Regions from separate parts of the Mus musculus genome. Here region 1 is linked to region 2. A link is a loop called in an ENCODE intact Hi-C map of the cell type or tissue named here. Cell type or tissue: heart. All regions are shown on one strand. Each heading gives the region's core, and the rest is flanking DNA. Links, peaks and the distances in the headings are about the cores only. Region 1 holds the start of Micu2 (mitochondrial calcium uptake 2). Region 2 has its middle 13 kb from the start of Gm26440.

Region 1 (2,847 bases), core at 348-2,847, 310 kb before region 2:
ATGGGCATCAAACTGATACACACCCAAGTAAAGGTTCTAAGTCTGAGGCCAGGTCAGAGGTTGAACAAGGGGAAGGTTAAGTTTACTCAGTAGCGGTAAGGAAGAATTGAGGACCCCAGGCTACAGAAGCCAAGCTTTCTGCCAGGATGAAATCCTTTCTACCACCAAAAGAACATCCAGCCCTGAGGTCGTGTTCCACATCTGCCATAGAGAAGATGAGCGGGGGAGGGAAGAGGGGGCTGGTGACAGGGGCATGGAGCAGGTGTGCACCTACTGTTAGTCCCATGTGGGATCACAGCTACGAGTCAATATTTTGTAAGAACAAAATGTAAAGGAAACATACAATAAATAGCAACTGTTTACAATACAGTGGCTTTGTCTGGGAGATCTGAAGAAAATCATTGTCAGAAGTCTGGATCAGATATTGTTTAACAGAAATGAAAGACCAGGCGCTCGGGAGGAGCAGACAAACAGAGATAGGCCCTTGAAAAGTGTTGGCCAGCTTTGAAAGATTACAAAAAAAAAAAAAAAATCCAAAGAAAAATAATGGCTGTTGCTAAATGCCATGCATAGGGCCTGACAGCACTGACCTGTACATGCAAATGTTGTCAAAATGCTAACGTCCTGTACATTTTACTTCATTCAAACACCAAATTTTAGGGGCTGAGTAGACAGCTCATCAGTTAAGAGTGTTCTCTGCTCTACCAGAGCACCAGAGGTCCATTCTCAGCACCCATATCAGGCTGATCACAACTGCCTCTATCTCCAGCTACAACACCCTCTTCTGGACTCTGGGGGCACCCACCCATATGTGGCATAAATACACAGAGGCATACACATAAAAAATGAGTCTTGATAAATAAATATAAAGGGCATTTAGCTATAAAAAACGGAGATCTGTAAGGGTGAGCATGTACACATATTCTTTCCTTTTTTCCTTTTGACACAGGATTTCACTATGTAGTTATGGGTGGCCTGGAACTCACTGCGCAGACCAGAGGTCAGAAAACAACTTATAGGACTCTCTTCTCTGACTTCTAACTCAGGTAGGCAGGCTTGGCATGAAGTGCCTTTATCCACTGAACCAACTGTCTCAAGTGACTCACTATAATCAGACATGTGACATTTGGGGCAAATATAATATCGTCAATATTTTCAGCCCCTTACCCTAGCCTCTTTGAGGATGAAATTCTACTGTTGCATCAACACCCACAGTGGTTATACCCAGCACCCTCTGCCGCTTACTGTTAGAAGTGTTTCCCTCTCCAGCTCTAAATGTGCCCACTTACGACTGACATAGGCTTTCCCGAGAGAGCTAAAGATGCTATGTTTAAGTCTATCGACTGAAAAACCATGCTAAATCTAATTTGATTCCGCATTTATCATCAACACCCTTCTTAGTCCCTATTCTTAATCTAGTTTGTCCAATATATTCCACCCAGAATCTATTACCCTTCCTTTAGTCTAATTTCATGGGGGGGGGGGGGTAGAGACCAGAAGGGGGCGCTGGATGCCCTGGAGCTGGACTTATCTGTGGCCTTAAGTCTCCGGAATCCAGCTGTGGTGCTCTGGAAGGGCAGCAAGCACCCTTCACCCCTGAGCCATCCCTGCAGCCCCTTCTTGGCCCACAGTGGTGACCTGACCTGTTAGGACAGTTAACCAGCTAACTCATGTCCTTTGCCTTGGAAACTGTCACCGGAGCCGAGGGTCACCTCAAAACCACGCTTGAACGTCGAGGAAGCAGCCACACCTAGCAACACACGCGCAGAGCACGGTGGAGGGTGATGAGCTCTCGCGAGAGCCCAACTCTGTTCTCGGGCAACAGACGGTGAGGGCGGGGCGCGACGCTCGGGCGCTTCCGCAAAGATGGCGGCGGCTGCGGGAAGAAGCGCTTGGCTGGCGGCCTGGGGCGGAAGGCTGCGGCGCGGGCTCGCGGCCGGCCGACGAGCTGTGCCGACTCGCGGCCCTCTCGCAGCGGCTGTGGCCGGGGTAGCCCTGGCAGGCGCAGGAGCGGCATGGCATCACGGCCGCGTGAAAGCAGCCGCGCGCGAGGGCTCCCGAACGGTGTCGGCGCAGGTACGGCTCAGCCCGGCCCCGCCCTCAGGCACCCCTGGGAGGGGGGCGGAGGCACAGGAGACCCTAGGCGCCTGGCACGAGCCTGGAGGGCCTGGGGGGTTCCGGGAGGAGGCGGCGGGAGGCCCCGCCCGGGATGCGTGTGGGCGTGGCTGGGGCACGCCTCTGCCCACCTGGTGGATGGAGAAGGGTCCTTGACGTTTGCGGGGGCTGGGCACCCCTTAGTTAGCCTGCATCGTTAAAGAGTTCCCTGGTCGCTTCTTTGTTGAAAAGGGTGGCGTCGACCTACTGTGTGAGCCACACACCCCCCCAGTCTAGAGAATATCAACTCTAAAAGTTAAACAGCTGATAGTTGCAGATTTTATCAATTCCAATGACAGCTGTTACATAAGTCGAAACCGTAATGTTTTAGTGGACCCCGCCTACGCGGCAAAACAAGTTTTCCTAAACCTGAGCTGTCAGGATGCAAATGTTAAGTACCCTACTTCAAGATGAACCCGGTCTTGTAAAACCTTGGAAAGTTTGAATGTACTCTCTAAGATTTTTATAGAGAGAGGCATTTCAGTGTTTTGGGTTTTAGGGTTTTTAAAATTAAAAGCAGTTTTTTATTTTCCTTATTTGCTAGGTTTCTGTTACCTAGTTCTAGTGGGAAAACTCAAGCATTAAAATACAACAAAAAGAAAAGCATACCTTACAGATTAAAGGTTGGTAACTGTTTGATTATTGAACAGTTTATACAAACATTGACTCCAACCTCACACCACATCAGAGGTG
Region 2 (2,915 bases), core at 118-2,617:
AATGAACTGTTAATAGACAGAGCGGGATGTCTTGCTTCAATTAGTGCAGGGGTTTGGGGAGTTGTACTGGCTAGAGCTGTGTCATTAGGAAGTCACTGTTAGATGTATTAGTTATATGTCTCACTACTGTGATCATGACGGAGAAGGCGAGGTGGCAGGGGTGTGAGGTACCCTCCACAGGAGGGAGGAAGAGACTAGACAGGAAGTGTCCCCCTATAAAACTTCAAGTGTCCACAACCTCCCCACACAATGCCACCAGCTGGGGAACGTGTGAACCTGTGTGGGACATTTTATAATGCAAGCTACAATTAAAATCGTGTGTTTCAGAATAATCACAACAGCGTGCCGTCCCTGGCTCTTTTTATATCACGTTCTGGAAGATTCCCTTGACTTTATCATTCAGGGGTTGTACTGGCTGGTTTTGTGTCAACTTGACACAGGCTGGGATTATCACAGAGAAAGGAGCTTCAGGTGTGAGGAAATGCCTCCACGAGATCCAGCTGTGGAGCATTTTCTCAATTAGTGATCAAGGGGGAAAGCCATTATAGGTGATTCGATCCCTGGGCTGGTAGTCCTGGGTTCTATAAGAAAGCAAGCAAGCTGAGCAAGCCAGGGGAAGCAAGTCAGTAAGTAACATCCCTCCATGGCCTCTGCCTCAGCTCCTGCTTCCTGACCTGCTTGAGTTCCAGTCCTGACTTCCTTTGGTGATGAATAGCAGTATGGAGGTGTAAGCTAAATAAACCCTTTCCTCCCCAACTTGCTTCTTGGTCGTGATGTTTGTGCAGGAATAGAACCCCTAAGGGTTGTATTAGACTTTTGTTTGAGGGATAGGCATTTTGTTGTTGTTGTTGTTGTTCCTTACAGGTCATTCTCGTTCGCTAATCCATTCACTTTTGTCTCATCCCTTTATTGCTTGTCTGTCTCTCCCTGGGATTATTATTTCCAAGGTGTTCTCTACTTCTTCCACAGTTGTGTCTCCTTCCTCTAAGTTCTTTCTAAAAGCTTTGCATTGCTTTATTTCGTTTTCCCACTTTCATCTGAGGTCTCCTCACACGACTCTATCTTACTTGCTTGAAATAATGGCATGACTAAGATATGATTCATGTATTACAAAATCCACTTGTTTAAAAGTGTCCAGTTCTGTAGGTCACATCTGTAATGCACTTCAGAGACTTAGGCAGGAAGGTCATGAATTGGAGGCTAACCTGAGCAATAGTGTGAAAAAAAAAATCTTGTCTCAATAAAACAAAACAGGGGGCCAGAGAGTTGGCTCAATTAAGAGCACTGACTGCTTTTCCAGACAACCTTGGTTCCCCCCACCCCTTCACAAAAAACGGCTCCAGCATGTATGGAGGTTTACAATAGTTTGTAATTCCAGTTCCAGAAGATCCACTGCCCTCTTCTGGCCTCAAAAGGTACTGCATGCAGGTGATGCACAGACATACCATGCACCATGGGCCAACACCCATGCACACAAAATAATTTTAAAAAATTAAAACACAGCCATGGAAAGAAAGAAAAAACTATACAATTTGGTAGGTTTTAGCATATGTCTGTAGCTGCATAATGACCATAATTTTACCTCTGTTCCTTCACTCCCCTCTATGGACCACCTCAGAGGAGGCTAAGAGTCTATTCTACCTTTGGTCTCTATGGATCTGCCTCTTCTAGACAATTTTATCAATAACCTTAAGTACTATGTGACCTATTGTGTCTGGCTTCTTTCACTTACAAACATGTTTTCCAGGTTTATCCACACTGTAGCCCCTGCCCTCACTTCATTGCTATGCCCCGCTTTATTTGTGCAGTCAGTCACCAGTTGGTGGACTCTTGGATGGTTTCCACTGCGGGTCTTCTGTAACTAGTGCTGCTTGTGAGCCGTCTTTATTTAGCTGTGTTTTCATTTCTCTGGAGGGTACCCTGAGTGTGACATTGCTAGATCAAATGGTAAGCATGTGTTTAAGTTTTTGAGGAATTGGCAAACTGTTTTCCCAAAGCAAGGAACCAGCCTCCATCCCAGGAATGCAGGACAGCACGGTGTTCTCTCAACCTGCACTGACACTCTTCTTATCTGCCTTCTTTCCTTAAGCCGTAAGTGGCTTGGGAGTGTTTCTTCATTGTGGTTCTGATGTGCATTTCCTTAAGGACTAATGATATTAAGCTACTTTTCACGGGCTTATTGGTTTTATATCTTTAATGAGAAAATGTCTCCAAATCCTTCACCTTTAAATCTAACTTTATTTTGCTCATGGCTTATGAGAGGGGTTTATATGTTCTCTGTACAAGTGCCTTATCACGAATATGGTTTTCAAGTATTATTTCCCATTCCCGGGACATTTTGGTTTTCCAGTTCTTTGATATTGTTTATGTGTTGGCTGTTCTGCACATATATGTGCACATATATGTGCACATGTATGTGCAGTGCCCACAGCGGCTGGACAAGGGCACTGAATCCTCTGCGACTGGGATTGTGGATGGTTGGCAACTACCTTGTGTGTGTTGGGAACTGAACCTCAGTCTTTTGGAAAGGCAGCCAGTGCTCTCAACCACTGAGGTGTGAGGTTTTGTCTTTTACTGTCTGTTATAATGCTAAGTGTGGGCCCCCAAGACCTGAGTCTCCATGTAGCCCCTATGACCCTGCCCCCAAGGTAATTCTGATTGGTGAATAATGATGCCAACTGAGTCAATAGCTGCGCAGAAGAGATATAGGTGGGGTTTAGGTTTTGTGGGCTTGGGGGCAGAGGAGGACCTCGAGGGAAAAGGATGTGCAGGAGAGGAAAAGGAGAAGCTGCCTTGTGTTAAGCGTCAAGAAGCGTGGCCCCAAGGGCTGGCCAATCGGAGCTAAGAGCCGCCCAGGTGAAACAGCAATAACTTGGGGTTCTCCATAGGAAATAGATTCTAACAGCGTGGAGGGC

The links. Hi-C counts contacts between places; a loop is a spot of excess contacts. Peaks named below come from ENCODE experiments on the same cell type or tissue, not always from the same donor. Only the 100,000 strongest peaks of a DNase experiment are listed, where the experiment ranks them.
Region 1: a loop joins it to region 2, with 2.7 times the contacts of the local background. A loop is called at or near these places in 3 of 42 quality-filtered maps.

Annotation. Positions count from the first base shown.
Region 1 is chr14:57,998,259-58,001,105 of GRCm38, reverse strand. It overlaps Micu2 (mitochondrial calcium uptake 2), which reads left to right and starts at 1,844. Exons shown (of 12, transcript NM_028643.3): 1 at 1,844-2,076. The coding sequence starts at 1,867. 3110083C13Rik (RIKEN cDNA 3110083C13 gene) reads right to left here and starts at 1,794. Exons shown (of 2, transcript NR_166770.1): 1 at 1,644-1,794. In heart, for the core only: a CTCF peak has its summit at 1,538 (motif pointing right); a DNase peak (open chromatin) is centred at 1,785; H3K4me3 peaks cover 1,278 bases; H3K27ac peaks cover 991 bases.
Region 2 is chr14:57,683,266-57,686,180 of GRCm38, reverse strand. No RefSeq gene overlaps it. Among named protein-coding and RNA genes, the nearest start is that of Gm26440, 13 kb to the left of the region's middle. In heart, for the core only: a CTCF peak has its summit at 1,426 (motif pointing left); a DNase peak (open chromatin) is centred at 1,390.